Regions from separate parts of the Mus musculus genome. Here region 2 is linked to region 1. Evidence: chromatin loops called from intact Hi-C (ENCODE). Cell type or tissue: left cerebral cortex. All regions are shown on one strand. Each heading gives the region's core, and the rest is flanking DNA. Links, peaks and the distances in the headings are about the cores only.

What was found. Hi-C counts contacts between places; a loop is a spot of excess contacts. Peaks named below come from ENCODE experiments on the same cell type or tissue, not always from the same donor. Only the 100,000 strongest peaks of a DNase experiment are listed, where the experiment ranks them.
Region 2: it touches region 1 in a loop (3-fold over the local background); 1 of 42 quality-filtered maps calls a loop at or near these places.

What each region holds. Positions count from the first base shown.
Region 1 is chr1:5,013,583-5,021,747 of GRCm38, forward strand. Rgs20 (regulator of G-protein signaling 20) reads right to left here and starts at 5,957. Exons shown (of 5, transcript NM_021374.5): 1 at 5,729-5,957. The coding sequence starts at 5,797. In left cerebral cortex, for the core only: CTCF peaks have their summits at 4,478 (motif pointing right) and 6,018; DNase peaks (open chromatin) are centred at 2,280, 4,470, 5,212, 5,865 and 2 more places; H3K4me3 peaks cover 2,997 bases; H3K27ac peaks cover 2,558 bases.
Region 2 is chr1:4,781,525-4,789,689 of GRCm38, forward strand. It overlaps Mrpl15 (mitochondrial ribosomal protein L15), which reads right to left and starts at 4,202. Exons shown (of 5, transcript NM_001177658.1): 1 at 4,049-4,202; 2 at 2,427-2,581; 3 at 1,044-1,209. The coding sequence starts at 4,153. In left cerebral cortex, for the core only: CTCF peaks have their summits at 4,141 and 4,347; a DNase peak (open chromatin) is centred at 4,229; H3K4me3 peaks cover 2,028 bases; H3K27ac peaks cover 1,105 bases.

The DNA of each region.
Region 1 (8,165 bases), core at 2,137-7,136:
AGGGACTCTGGGAGAAGAATTGAGAGGGAAGAGATTTGTCAGTGGACTCAGAGGTAGACAAATGGACCAGAGCAGAGCAGAGCAGAGCAGAGCAGAGAGGAGCAGAGAAGTAGACCTGGCCACCTGGCAGAGCATAGGCTAGGATTAGTCAGGATAGAGTAGTCAGGAGACTGCTAAGCCTAAACTTTAAAATATTAAAAAGACTCTGTGTCATTATTTATATAGCTGGCAAGTTCATGAAAATCTCACTATAATTAGCGGTAGAGATAATGAGTGAATCTCAGAAACAGGACATAAAGTTAGGAGGCTGATGCAGAGATTATAAACTTTTATAGTTGATTATTTTGAATTTGTACATGAAATTCAGAATTTAGCACAACTGACATAAGAGGCTATGGAAGTGATTAACTGTAGAAATGCAGACTTAGAGGAAGCAAGATGGCATCCTAAACAGTGGGGACTAAAAAATATTTTTTTATTATGATCTTGAGCAGAGGTGATTTATTGCCCACCCCCAGGGAAATCTGTCAATATCTAGAGAAATTTTTGATTGTCATGTCTCAGGAGGTCTTTACAGACTCCCAGGGGGAGAGGTTGGGAATGATGTTTCATAATTCACTGAAAAGTTTTATACAGAGAGTAGCTATTTGGCCAAATGCAGGGAGTCCTAAGAGTGGGAGCTCTGACTTAAGCAGCAATTAGAAGTGACATGCCTATGTGTATAGCTTGTATATCTAAATTTCTCTTGTAAGCACTAAAAAAAAATAGATGAAATAGTGTTTTAGGCCTGCAATCTCAATACTCAGGACACCAAGCCAGGAGGATCACAAACTTTAGATTCTGTTTTTTAAAAATCCAAAATAGGATTAATGAAAATACACATGTATGTTCATATTATTTTCTGTGTTGGAAATCAAATCCAGGGCTTTGGACTCGCTAGGTGAATGAATGCCCCTTACATGCACTTTTAGACAATAGTCTAATATTGTTTTCTTTAATACTTATTATCAACAAAACTTTTATTGAAATTATAAGAAATCTTCTAGTTCATTAAATCTCACAATCACCCCACAATCAGTCACCAATCCTTTATAGGGTCAGAATGGAACATGATTATTTCTATTGTCTTTCAATCTGGTCAAATAGCCCTAAAGGAGTTACATGTGTTTTATATTTGAATCTGGGGTGTAGTTTAGTGATGATCACAGATGGATATCTGAGGCCTTGTGTGTTCATCCCAAGCATGAAAGTACATGTAGATTCACCACACACACACACACACACACACACACACACACACACACACACATCAGTGCCAGCCACGTGTTATCCTTGTTATAGATGTGTGATCTAACTCTGAGCTGTTCACTCTAGAGCATAAGGAAAACACAAGCCAGATCCCAGGCCTTCACTTCTTCACTGTTAGACAGAGAAGTACAGGACACCACCCAGCTCCTCATCAGGTCAAATTGTAATTTTGCACCAGATGCCTTAGTCTTAAATACATATAGAAACATGGATTTGAATGGATTTTACAATTTAGAGTTAAATTTATGACTACAAATCAGGATGGTTAGCTGGCTTTAATAACTTGGGAGATAACTCATATGAAGCAATACTGCTTATAATAATGTGGCACCTTACTTATGTTCACAAATGATCCCCAGTACAAATAGTATCAAACCAGCAGACTAGAACCAAGGTACTCTGTTTCCCAAATTCCTAATAATGGAATATCATTTTGAACATATTCCATCTGGAAGGCCATCAGAGTTGATTATGAATGGTCTCTGCTAGAGCCCATTCAATTGTGCTAGAACTCCTGTAGCTATGTCTAAACCCTCAAACTCTCAACTCAAGGTAACATTCAGGGAACATCTCAGACAACTGCTGGTAGTCAGTGACTCACACTCTTATTGTACTGAATGCTAAACTGTGACTCACAATGAATCTATTAGCTGTTGAATGACACTGTGCTTATTTGAATAGAAGCTCACATTGTGAGTCACTTGGTGGTGCCCTAAAAACCATCCTCCAGATTTCTACTTGGACAGTGATTCACACAATAATCGCGCTGCGACCTGACTTGACTGACACGTGTCATTTCAAAATTTCTGTCTGTGGAACTGGCTTGGGATTAGTCTAGAAAGTTACTCCCTGCTAAATGCCCAATATTTCTAAGAACATAAAGGCCCCCTGAGACACAAAATCAAGGGGAACATAGATATTCGGCTTACATACAAGAGAAAACCATGCTCTCCTACTTCAAGGAGGCAGCACAATTCTAGAGTACTTTCCCCACAAACACCCTGCTCCTTAAGATAGCTCTGTAAGGGAAGACATTATTTCCTCAGCTGTTCCTGTGAGGGTGGCTCCTTTAAGCTGTCCTCCACATCTTCCTCATATACAGTGAGTATGGTTCCATAGAAAGATAGACTTGAATATTCAAGTAAGATATACAGTAAGATTTTAAGAACTGGAATGTGACATCCCTAGCTAAGTTCCTTTATTCAAATAGGCAAGATTTTCTATTTAACTTGCCAGTCCATAAAATTTGAAAGAATAAAAATCACCTGTGTGATTTTAAAAAGCTTTCCTAGAAGGCCTTCTCATGGGAATGACCTTCAGGCAAGCAGGAAAGAGATTTTTAAAATGTAAGAGAAGCTTGAAAATGATTTCTAATATAAAATTTCTCAAAGGTATTAGTAGAATATGCAACTGAATGCACCCCCTCATGGGACCTTAATTCTCTGCTAGTCCTAACACCTTTGTGGTCATGTCTTTATAATGCCAAGTACCATGGCAACGAAACCTTGTGTTTCTCAGTGTTGAAGCTAACACATACTGTATATTTCATCCTTCTATGCATATCCTAGCCTCACGGCTGTGAAAGGGATCACAGATTCTCAGTGTAGTTTGTCAGAGCTATGAGGAAAGAGCCAGAATTCTAGTCTTCCTTCAGCCGCTCACTAGTTGAAATCCTAAACTCTCTGAATGTTTCCTCATTTGTAAAATGAAGAAGGTCGAAGAAGTAATCATAATCATCCTATATTTTATATGATAGATAGCTTTTGGGGTGAATTGTTTAGTATTCTTCAAAATGTTTCTTAAATAAAAGATCAAATACCTCACTTCAGTATTTATATTGGCTATTTTATAAATGCCATGATTTAATGTGTAATTCTTTAAATGTATATTTGGTCAACAAAAGGAACTCTTTTCCTGATTGTCTGAGACAAGGTCTCATGTAGCCTAGCCTGGCTCTGAATTTGCTATGTGAGGGAGAATGGCTTGAGCTTCCGATCCTCTTGTGTGTTGGGATTACCTTCATGGACACAACAGAAGTTTACACAGCGCTGGGGCTGGAACCTGGGGCTTTGTGCATTTAGACAAGTGCTCTATCAACTGAAATATATATCTAGCCCCCATAAACCCAACTCTTTAAAGCACTTAATCATTACTATTGGGATCTTGTTTGTTTGCTTGGTTGTTTTTGTGTGTGGTGTATTGGAGGGGTGGTGAAGACATGGTTCACAAGGAGGTCAGAGGACAGGTTTGTGCAGTCAGTTCTTTCCTTCCACATTTACATGTGCTTTTGGGTGCCTGGATTTAAATTTAGGTCCTCAGGCTTGCACACTAAGTGCTTTACCTGTTGTAACATCTCACCAAATCCAACTCTTTTTAAAGAGAAAAGTTCTCTTCAAATTATGTTAGATGCTTATATGCAAATATCTCTTATTTATCCACAAAGGGTCCAGGGATAGAGAAATGAATTGTATTTAAATTTAGGAATTGAGAGAAAACATTTACTGCTTCATGCTTTTGATACCAAAACCCTTTTTAGTGTGTAAACATATTGTTTATAGCATATGAAAACAGGCATCATGCTATTGATCTTTATATTCCTTTTTTTTTTTTGAGAAAGAATGACAATATGTAGCTCACTTGATCTCAAGTTCTATATTTTCCTTCCCTAGCCTTGGGAGAGCTGGGGCTAGTGATGCATCCATACTTATATGTTCATAATGTCTTTAGATTTTGAACTCCACTAGGCCCATGTTGCATCAATATAATAACAGTAGGAACAGATTTTTTATTTACAAATTTTATATCTATGCATGAGTGCCTGCATATATGTGGGAACACTACAAGTATGCCAAGTGCCTGCTGAAGCAAGAAGAGGAGACTGGATCCCCTAGAACTAAGGCTACAGGTTGTTGAGAGTACATTCGTTTAACCCATGAGCCGTCTGTCTGTTCAACGATTTGACTAGTTTTTACATAGCACGAGCCCAGAAATTGTGCTGTATTAACCTGCAGTGGCGAGTGGGCGCCAAGGCCATTCAGCCAGCTATCTGGCTGTGAAGTCTTGGAAACCCACAAGAGGGTGGCCTAGAACACAGTCTCTGGAGAGGATTTCCTTTCCAGCACTCTCAGGACAGAAACCCTCCTGCACCACCACTTTCTTCACGCTGTGGCTCTGTTCTCCACCTGAGGGCGCAGAGGCAGCAGTTGCTATGGCCAGAACCCCCTTGCCCGCTTTAGCCCCACGTCCATCAGCAGTTGTGTGAGTGTGGCTAGCTAGCTCTTCTTGCCCAGGTTTTGCTTGCTGCTTATGGACTCGAGGAAGATCCTGACCCAGCCCAGCCCCAGAGAGCCCACCTCTCCCGCGCTCCACCTTCACACCTTCAGACCTGCGCGGTCGCAGCGCCTGTACCCTCCCCAACGCCCACCTTCGGTCGCCCACTCCCTAAGTGTGGAAATCCTTCAGCGCATTGAAACGTCTCCCCAAACACCCACCCCACCCCCGCGTGTGCCGCTTCCGAGGCCTCTCCCTTACCCACTCCCCTGAAGCAGTAGGTGGGGTTAGCCACAGATCTCCGAAAGAGCACACCCTTGTCCCAGGGAGCTGTCTCCCTTTAGGCTCCTTGCCAGCCCAGTTTCCCCAAGTCTGAGGGCACCATCATACAAAGACCCGACTCCCCATCGCTCACCTCCGCGCAGCCTCTCTGCTTCCTACCCGAACCTTCAGTCGCTGCAGCCTCGGCACGTCCTCGGGTTCCAACCTCCCGAGCCCCCCGAGTGTGGGAAATCTAGCTCCCAGGCCCGATAAGGACAATCCCCACCCTCTCTCCCTTAAGTGACTGTTCGGTCTACTCAGTTGTCTGGTGTTGCTGCCCGCAGCGCTCCGGGCGCGGTCTGAGCGCCTACTTGAAGCTCAGCTCCGCCAGCCGGCCTGTGATGCGCTTCTCTGAAAGGGAGGTAGTGCGTTCCGGGAGTGTCACCTCCTCAACCTGCGCTCAAATTGCCCGCCCCGGGTCCTCAGACCGAGGCGCATCCTTCCCCCAACTGAGAGAGAGCCGAGACTCTTCCACTCGCTTGGGCTCTCCCAAATGCTTGGCATGTCTGATGTGCACTTTAGACCTTAATGGCATTTTTCGTCCCTCGCTGAGTCTCAGAGTCCGGACCACCTGCTTGGTGGGTCTGATAATAACCGATCACAATGGTTCGGAGCCTTCCCTCAGACAATGAGATGTTCCGAACTCACAACCCACTCGCCTCAACTGACTAACCCTAAGGGCGATGACCAGCCAGGGATTGCACCACCGGGCAAGGAGAGACTGGCGTCCCAGGTTCCTCGAGCTCCTTCTACTGCCAGGTCCAGGGCTTCGGGGGGGGGGGGGGGCAGGGAGTCAGAGAGGAAGACGAGGAGGACGCCAGGTACTTACCAGGCCAGGGTCCGCTGGGCTAGCCGAAGGGGAAGCTCTGGCCCTCGGGCCTCCGTTGGCCGTGCGCATGCGTCCAGAGTGTGCCTTAGTTTTCTTACACTAGTCAGAGCGGTTCCTACTCCGCCCGCGCTGGCTCTCTGCCACCCGCCCTTTCCTGCGTTTCTGGGTCTAAGCTCCGGAGCTCTTCTCTCTTCCTCCTCCTTTCCCTTCTCTGACTCCTCTCCGCCCCGGCGCTCGCTCGCTTTCCTGGGGCAGGGCAATCCCCTGGCTCGCCTCCTTCTGGCGGCAGCACGCAGCACTCGGAGGCTGGGGGTACTCCCTAGTCCCAAATCGGGCGAGCGGAGCCCCGGTCCTGGCTCCTCTCTTATAATCGCAACGAAATAATGGGTGCGGCGGGAGCGAGCTTTGAGGGTGCCTGTAAGGCCCTTTCTCTTTATCCCCTGGCCTTAGCTTGCGGGGGACGCCGTGGGGTGGGGGCGATCCAGAGTTTGTGAATGAGTACTGGGGCCTTGTGAATGAAGAGATGCTTGGGGGTACGGGGAAAGGTCGCGAGAGGAGCTGGTGCTTTGTACCCCGGGTCTCGCGCCTGTGAACTGCCCGCCCCTGCTGGACAATCCCCACTGAACCCTTTGACCTCAGCGCCACTAACATCCGCCCCCAACTCTCTTTGTATAGCCTTTCTAAGAGATCTGTTCTCCCACTCTAAACAGTGGTCCTACTCAGTTCCGGCCAGCCAGCCAGAGTCGGATGGCCCCACCTGGCGATTGGGATGGCAGGGTGGAGTGTATGTAAGAAAGCCTAAGCCGGGACTCCGGTCTCTCTCAGTCCCTCGGCAGTCTCCCTTTCTTTTGCGACTCAGGCGGTGGGAGGGGAAGCCCCGGGCATTTGCAGAACCTGGCGCCTACCTCTGAGGATGCCCCTCGCCCGGGTCGCCGCAGCTAGCGAAGTAACCCTTGAAGTGAACCCCTGGGGCAGTGCGCCTGAGCTCGGAGGGCTAAACTCAAGCAGCAAAGTGACCTGACACAAAAATAACATCACGTCATTTCCTCCCTCTTCCTGGGAAGAGGAGTGGGGGCATGAACGCGGCTGCGAGCGGTTACAAAGTGCGGGGATGCTTGGGGAGGCTCGAGGGGAAGCTGCAACTACAGTTGGAAAAGATCTTCGGAGGCGTCAGAGGGCTTCCTCTTGCTTCCTAGGATGGTAGAAACAGAACAGATCGCTTGGGAGAAAGTAGCTCTAATGCCTCGGTGGAGGTGGGAGTGTCCGGGAGCCTCAGGTGCCCTTTCCTCCAGTGTGCCCAGCGCTGTGCCAATCTTTCAGTATCCAGGCCAGCCCGGGTGGGCTGGGTCAATCAGGATTAGAGCGAGTGGGAAAGGCTGGGGCCTCCAGAAGCCGAGGGTGGGTTTAGTGGAGTTCCCAGTACTCACGGACTCGGGTGAACTCTTTTCAGTACAGGCGTCCTCTCCTCTGGGCTCCGAATTCGGACTTGCCAGCTTCAGTAGACGACCCCTCGGACGTCGTCCTGGCAGTGCCATTGAGGCCACAAGTAGGAACAGGAGGCGGTGGGGCTCTGGAGAGAGCCAGGCAGTAGGCCAGGAGCTTGGCTGAGAGGGAAAGTCCCTGCGCCCAGGCAAGCCACGGGAGGGGGTCGCCGCAGAAGACACAAGAACAGCTGGAGAGCAGGCTAGAAAGGTGGCGAAATGAGTCGACCCGGTGGAGTCTGGGAGCTGTGCAGGGCGGAAGGCGGGAAGGGTGTGTAAGAAAGGCGAGAAACAAAACCAGCACATCAGTACGATCTTGTCCACAGTCACCTATTTGCGACCTTGTGGAAGCATTTTGAGAATTGCTTTGGGGATACAAGAGAAGGTCAGTGGAAGTAAAAAGAGAAAGCACTAGCTTAGTTTCTTCCCTCATTTAAACTACGTTGCCTAACGCTGTGGTCTCTGAACCAGCTGCTGTTGCCAATATTCAGTATCCAGCTGCTCCATAAGAATGCAAAATTTATGTCCCTTTCCTAGCCTAGTTCATCAAAACCTGCACATTTACACCCCATATAATCTGTATGCACATTAAACGTGGTGGGCACCAGTCATCTATTCAATTTTTCATTTTTTTCCCTCTTCCCTTCCCTCATCAGAATTCTCCTTACCCTGTCCTCCAATAGACCACTGAGGTCGGAATAGTTACCAGGTCCCACTGGGGTAGCTGTTAAGTGAGACTTGGGTAGTTCTTAGGCAGCTGGCCAGCCAGAAAGAATCCAGACCCACCTTACACTGGGAGCCGGGTAGGAAGTAGCCAACTTCACCTCAGCATAGTGGGGGAGTTTGTTCGGTTTTGTAAGCCTTCAGGCGTCTTTTCTGAACTCCATATGTACCTCTTATTTTCAGAGTTCTGCTTCCTGAAATGTATTCCTAGGAGACTTATGTATGAAAGAGGA
Region 2 (8,165 bases), core at 1,076-6,075, 230 kb before region 1:
GTAGTTCCAGTTTTGAGTACCATCATGTGGGACTGTAGTTCCAGTTTTGAGTACCATCATGTGGGACTGTAGTTCCAGTTTTGAGTACCATCGTGTGGGACTATAGTTCCAGTTTTGAGTACCATCGTGTGGGACTGTAGTTACAGTTTTGAGTACCATTGTGTGGGACTGTAGTTCCAGTTTTGAGTACCATCGTGTGGGACTGTAGTTACAGTTTTGAGTACCATTGTGTGGGACTGTAGTTCCAGTTTTGAGTACCATCGTGTGGGACTGTAGTTCCAGTTTCGAGTACCATCGTGTGGGACTGTAGTTCCAGTTTTGAGTACCATCGTGTGGGACTGTAGTTCCAGTTTTGAGTACCATATGGATACTGAGACTTGAACCCAGATTCTCTAGATGAACAGCCAGTGTCCTTAACCACTCATCATCTCTCCAGGCCCCAAGATGAGGTGTTGAGTAAGCAGTCCTTCAGATTCACCTTCCACAGTTTTTAGTTACTGGTTGGTGGCCATCCACAACTCCTAAGTCTTTATGAGCTAGGAAGGAAACCGAGAGCCTGTACAGGCTGAAGTGCAACTCCAGCACTGTTTAGGTTTTACACTGTGTGGAGGCCTCGTGTTGCTCCACCCCATCCTTCGCAGACACGAGTCTGACTTTATTATGTCATTTTCAGACTTTATGCAGGTACTCCTTATCTTACTCAATGAAGGCCCCAGTGTAGGACAGCAGCAATGCGGACAGCTCCGACATGGCAAAGAGGAGCCATAAAGTGTGCACCTGAAGTGAAGAGGTGCAAGGTCTCCATTTAATAGTCATAACTTAAGGCTACTAAGAACTATAGCAATTCATTTCTAACCTCCCACTATGCCTAACTTAATATTAATCTTTACTAGAGGTCTGTATGAAAAGAAGAAAATAGTGTCTCTACAGTTTGGTAATGTCCACAGTGAAGCATATATGTGGTATGTGTACATAATGAGAGTATGGCAAAGTATGTATATAGTACCAAACAACAAAACATACAAAATCCAATCTAGAGTTACCTCTTCAACCAGCTGGACTCCATAATCCCTCTTAAGCGGCTGGATGGTCACACCTCTCCCATTCACAAGCTGGGTTAGGTCAATAGGTTGAGTTGGATCAACTCGACCTAAATCAATGAGATACTGTAGTCTCCTGAGACTCAAAGGCTGATACTGGTGCCTGAAACTGCAAAGCAGGAATGTAATAATTAGAAAACACCAAGTAACCTTCCTGTATCCTCTTCAAACCAGCACGCTTTCCAGTGTTTTCCTTCATAATTTCTGATGGTCTAAAATAAATTTATAAGCACAACACAAACACATAATAAAACACCAGTGCTTCCTTTGGTCCACTAAAAAAAATTTACCTCTCTAAACATTTACTTCACTCATGGACACAAGTAACTCACAGTTTAATTCAAGATAATATCATAAGGTGCTGGAGAGATGGCTCAGCATTTAAGAGCACTGACTGCTCTTCCAATGGTCCTGAGTTCAATCCCCAGAAACCACATGGTGGCTCATAACCATCTGTAATGAGATCTGATGCCCTCTTCTGGAGTGTCTGAAGCCAGCTACAGTGTACTTACATATAATAAGTAAATAAATTTAAAAAAATAACATCATAAAATAAAAATGGTACCCACTACAATGTGCCATAAACATATTATATATGCATACATATTATATACATAATGTAATATATATATATATACATACATACATAATATATATGGGGATGTTTGTGTATATGTATCTAAATATATCTATATTTCAAATATATACCCATTTAAAAAGGTAATATACAGGCTGGTGAGATGGCTCAGTGGTTAAGAGCACCGACTGCTCTTCCAAAGGTTCCAAGTTCAAATCCCAGCAACCACATGGTGGCTCACAACCATCCGTAACGAAATCTGATGCCCTCTTCTGGAGTGTCTGAAGACAGCTATAGTGTACTTACATATAATAAATAAATGAATCTTTAAAAAAAAAAAAAGGTAATATACATGGAAATAAAAATACATATGGCAAGATACATTTACCTTTTATATATAAATATAGATACAGATATATATAGATATATATAGATATGGAAAGATACATATACATTTTTCAATTGTTAATCATCTAAGGAATTATGACAGCAAGCACTATCATCAGCATGTTGTTGGTCTGAGTAGACTCTGTACAAATGTGCTTTTCTGGGGGCATAGTCATACAGTGACACAGACAATAGAGGGTAAGTTACATTACTAAAAATTATTCAAAGCAACAGTACCATAAGTGTGTTCCTAAATAAACATAAGGTATCTACCAAATTACTTGTGTACTTCTTAGTGGAAATTACGATTTGTACTTAAAAAAAACAAAAAACAAAAAACAAAAAAAAAAAAACAACCTTACCTATGTCCTTCATTAAATCCATATTTTGGGATTCGTATGTAAAATGGAGTCTGCCCTCCCTCAAAGCCCAGCCTTGGCCGGGTTCCTCTCTGCCTTTCTCCTTTATGGCCTCTGCCACACTTCCTACCTCTTCTCCGATCTCTTGGACGTCTTTCCTACAAGAAAAAGTGAGTTTTAAGATCTTCAGATACATTTCTGAAAACTGTCTCATCTCATAGCATATTCCATATTAATGCTGTTTATCCATTGCACCAGAGGTAAAGTACCGTGTGCCAAGCCCTGCTCTAGCTGCGTGCTCATCTTTATACTCCACCAACATAGTTCTCTCAGAATGTAGCTGATCCTAGTAACCAAAATACAAGGTGAAACACAGGGCAAAGTTCTAAGGAAGGGATGGGATCCAACAGGAATAACAAGCTCTACAATAAGCTAGGTCCCTGTAGTGATTGCTATCTGCTAGGTTGAGGCAGGAGGATTCAAAGTTCAAGGCCTGCCTAAGCTACAAAAAAAGGGCAAGGCCAGCAACCCCCAATTTTCTGAGAGTCTGTCTCTGAATAAAGCATTTAAAAATCGGGAAAGGGAACCAGATGTGGTGGCGCATGCCTTTAATCCCAGCACTCGAGAGGCAGGGACAGGAGGATTTCTGAGTCCGAGGCCAGCCTGGTCTAAAAAGTGAGTTCCAGGACAGCCAGGGCTCTACAGAGAAACCCTGGGGGGGGGGGGGGGGGGGGGCGGTGAGAGGGCATCGGGAAAGGGTTTGGGATTACAGCTCAGTGGTATAGTGTGCTTGAACAAACAAGCTAAGGGCCTAAATTTAGTCTTCAGGAAAAAGCAGCTGGAACGGAAAAAGAAAATCCTAGAACTAAACAGCCAAAACGAGGCTTGAGTGACATTAAATGTTTTATTTTTAAATTAATCGTAAATATGTAATTAGATCACATATGGCTAAGGAAAACTCCAATTTTTGCTAGGGACACATTCTAATTTCCTAAATTCCTAAAAGATAAGCTCCTGGCAACTTGTCCCCCTCCACAGAATTGTAAAACTGATGTGAAATGATTAATTGCTTCGGTAAAGTTCCTCATGTAGCTGTAAGTTCCCCAGAAATAAAGTAATTGCGACCTTTCAAAGCCCTCCACCTTCTACCCCTTTAACCTGGGCCTAAGGGGAATTGTGGTTGGCTGCACTATAACATTAAAAAATTGGCTAATTACAACTGGATAGAGTCGGGTAGTCTTTCGGTGTTCTCTAACTCCGTAACATCTTTCCCTTAATTGACTTTGTCAACCGCCCCCCCCCCTAAAAAAAAAGCCGTATATTAAGTTACTGTAAAAGCCGAGCAGCCGACCCACAACAGTTTTCTAGTTGCACCCTGGGTTGCACATTGGCCAGCTGGAATGTAGAAAAAACACTGGGATTTTTATAACGACGATAGGCACTTGCTAAGCAGTTCAGTTTAAACGCAATTTTGGATGAATCGTCTGCAGTTCCCGAGTGTGTACCCTCCGCCTGCTTAGCATCCTTAACACTGGGCGCACGCGGAAGGGAGCCAGGCGCCCGCACGCGTCCATCGCCAGAGTGACGCGGCCCCTGCACTCCCCGCACCGCCGCCAAGCGTTTACCCGTTTTCTGGAGTTAGGACTGGGCTTCAGGTTGGCCAGGCTCACTCTCGGCAAGGACCGCAGCAGGTCCAGGCTGGTCCCGCAGCCGCGCGCCGTGCCAGCCATGACCCGCGGTGCTTCAAGGGCGCCCAGGAAGCGGCGTAGACTCCGCGTTGCTTTACGGCTCCGCCCGGCCCCTGTCGCGCTGCAGCGGCCGTACTGCCCCGCCCCTGTCGTGCTGCAGAGCGACCGCATCCGCGTCGGTAGGCTATGTCTTCCAGCTTCCAGGCTTGATGTCTTTTTACTTCGGGGAACTGCATCAACTTTTGTGAGATCATGCTTTATCCTCTGGCTTTGGTACCATTTTGTGAACGAAAACTGTTCTCTTCTGCCCTGTAATGACTGAACACGCTGTACGGTAAAAGTGGGGCCTCATGAAGCGAAAAGTAATCCAAAATGATGTGAACAGGTTCAAGCTTTGAGACTCTGGTAATTCAACTGTTACAGTGCCTGGCTCTAGAATTAATTGTCTAATTAGGTTCAACCTAATAGCGTGCCTTGCAGTTAACGATGGGGGGTGGGGCATACTTAGCTCCTGGGGTATGCCAGAAACTGAGTTAAAGTTAGCCTTACTAGATTCATATAAACAACCACGCTAGAAGCGAGGTGTGGTTTTATGCCTATCAGATCGACCCAGCTGTCACAGCAGATGGTATAGATAGGATTCAAAGCTAATGAACTTAAACTGCCAAACATATATTTAACTCTCCAAATTAAATGATTTTTAAAACTTGTCTTAATACAAGTAATATAGAAAACAATGTGTTCATTTTTATATTCTTTTTCCGTTCCACTGTCTTGCTGGAGAATTGCTCCTACCAAGCTCTATCAGTTATATAGTGAAGGTGAGACAATTTAATAAGCAGCTGTTTCTAACTCAAATAAACCTTTATTTTTATTTTATTGATTCATTGTGAATTTCACATCATACACTCCAGATCCACAATCCCTCCGTCCTTTTTGCCCTTGCAAACCCCCCCCCCCCCAAAATAAAAATAAAGTTTAGGAAACCTCATCGTGAAGCTGTCGTGTGTCACAGTGTGTCCTACAGTATACCCTTTTGTCCATACATTATTACTTGCAAATGTACATTGCAATGAGTCATTGGTCTGGTTCTAGGTCTCTGGCTTCTGCTACACCAATATTGGATCCTCACAGGGACTCTATTCGGTTATCCTGCTATTGTCCTAGGTCACTGAGATCCTGCAGCTCTGGATCAGCAGGACTAGCTAGCCCTTTCACATGTTCCAACAGGTTACACATAAGGTAGATATCGGGGTGAGCTACTCAAAACCATGGATTTGGGCCTGGGGCCAGAGCCTGCTGGTCATTCAACATGGAAACCACGACTTGGGGTATGAGGATGATTATAGGAAAGGCAAAAAGAAGATGGAAGAGACAGATATGGGAGGGCTACAGGTCAATACCACCACTAGCAGCAAGTTTACTTTCTCAGTGTCTTTTAAAGGCTAGCAACAGAAAGCATGACCAATTCCAGGAAGTTAAACAATGAACATGAACATTTATGTGATAAGTGTATGGTACACACTATCCATGTTTGACTAAGGCCATTTCCTTCAGGCTTGGACAGTCTCTCAAGGACATATGTAAAAGCAGAGGAACTTGGCAGGATATAATGCATGTCTTAACTAAAAGCAAAAGCATGTTAGCAGACTCATTCATGATTAATTACAAGCAAGAACTCAGCCAACATTAACTCTGGAAGTGCTCCCCACATGTCCCCTTTTTATCTATGCAAGCCAATGAAATTGAGGAAAGCCAAAATACTGTGTTGCATTTCTTGTAAGGATACATTTTCTTTATTGTATGGTTTATGTGATGTCACTAATATTAATCAGTCATAGTGGAAATGGTCTGTAGCCAATTGTATGCTGTTTGTCCCATATGCAACATAGTAAGCATAGAAAACTATGAGAATGAATTGAAGAGTGCCACAGACTCTCTTTGGTCACTGTCTGTGTGGAACAGGTCTCTGGTTGCAGGTGGACAAGGAGTTGGCAGGAATTGACAGACTCTACACAAGGGAGTGTGGATCTGAATGTAATTTGTCAAATTGAGCATCAAACTTTTTATACAGAAGAAAATAGGGAAGTTGTGTGACACACCTGCAAGGTACAAAGAGGCTACTGGATTCTTACAAAAAACAGGAATGCAAACACAGAAGGACTGGCAGGAACCAACTGGGATAAAATTCAATGTTAACAACTGGGATCAAAGGCAGAGGCAGGCAGATTTCTGAGTTCGAGGTCAGCCTGGTCTACAAAGTGAGTTCCAGGACAGCCAGGACTACACAGAGAAACCCTGTCTCGAAAAAAAAAAAAAAAAAAAAAACAAACAACTGGGATCAAAAACAGCTCCATCTAAGGTCCACTTAATTTTAGAAGCCAGGGGCAAGGGCTTTGTGGCCTTGCCATAGTTCCTACTCTAGTCTATTGTATAGTCCACCTTCCCCCTAGGCCATTGTAAATACTTGTGTATGGGTGTAACTCAGCTATCTATAGTTCTAAGTATCTACTCTGGTTCCTTTTTCCTAGATAATGGTAAATTCCTGTGTAGGGCAGTGACTTAGCTATCCATTCCCAAGGTCAGATCAAGGACTGCCTAGAATCTAAGTTACCTATATGTCAAAATATCAATCCTTAGGAGCACTTGTAATAAAGCAATATTAAGGGAAAGCACACAGATCTGTTTACCAACTAAAGCAAGGACACTGGAGCATTCTCTTTACAGGATGTCATTATTCCAGGAGACTAAGTTTCCATGAACTTTTCGCCTCAGGACAGCGCCCAGGTTTTCAGGGTCTGTGCGCTTGTCACTACTGGAGTGGATGTAGTGAAAGGAAATAAAACTTGAGACCTGTGATTCATGTAATTTATGTCAAATAGCCCAAAGAGTTGTTTGTGAGCTTTGAAACCTCAGACTGAGAACATAGCAGAACAGGCCAGAACATGCCCGGGTAAGCCCGTCATTGAGACATTCCTGAGGCTGCTTAGCCATAAAGATAAAGAGAATGACATGCCGGACTGGCCCGGCGCCTCCCTATCTCCCGCCCTTCTGACAGTCTGCTAATGTTTAAATGGACCAATCATGTGAAACTGTGCCAATTCCTCCCCAGCCCCGCCCCTTTTCTATAAAACCCCCTATCTTCCAAGCCTCAGGGTTCAAAACCACTGTCTCCTGCATGAGATACGGTTAGACCCGGAGCTCCGCCATTAAACTACCTCGTGTTTTTACATCAAGATGGTCATCTTTTGTGATTTTTGGGTGCACGCCGAATCGGGAATTGAGTGGGGGTTTCCCCACTAGGTTCTTTCACTAGTAGAAGAGTTTAATCTATGTCATTAAAAAGGTAAAGTAAAGGGGTGTGGTGAATAAAGCAGCAATCTTTTAGCTTTGTGATGATGATAAAAAATTTCTATAAGCTCTCCATTAGTATTTATTTTATACACACATGGTTTAGGAATTAGTCTAATTTCTTTTTTAAGTAGTTAAGGAGCACCTGTAGTAATAAAACATTTATTTCAACAATAAAAGAAAACAAGGGGCTGGAGAGATGGCTCCGCGGTTAAGAGCTCTGACTGCTCTTCCAAAGGTTCGGAGTTCAAATCCCAGCAACCACATGGTGGCTCACAACCATCCGTAATGAGGTCTGACTCCTTCTTCTGGAGTGTATGAAGACAGCTACAGTGTACTTACATATAATAAATAAATCTTTAAAAAAAAAAAAAAGAAAACAAAAACACCAAGTCACAGTCTTAAGTCCCCACTTCCCAGATGAACCTACCTTGCATCAAGTTAGATTTTATATATTTGGAGAGAGGAATGCATGAAACAAATCAAATAGCCAACATCATATTAAATGAAAAATGATAAAATTTCCTCTAATATCTGCAGTTATTCAACGGTGCTTATTATATTTCCACTTTCATTCAACACAGTGTTTGAATGAATGAAACACTTAGCTAGAAGAGTAAGAAGATAGAAGGATATAAAAGAGATACAAATAGGAAAGGAAGAAGTCAAGATACCATTGTTTGAAAATCTAATTCTATACTTA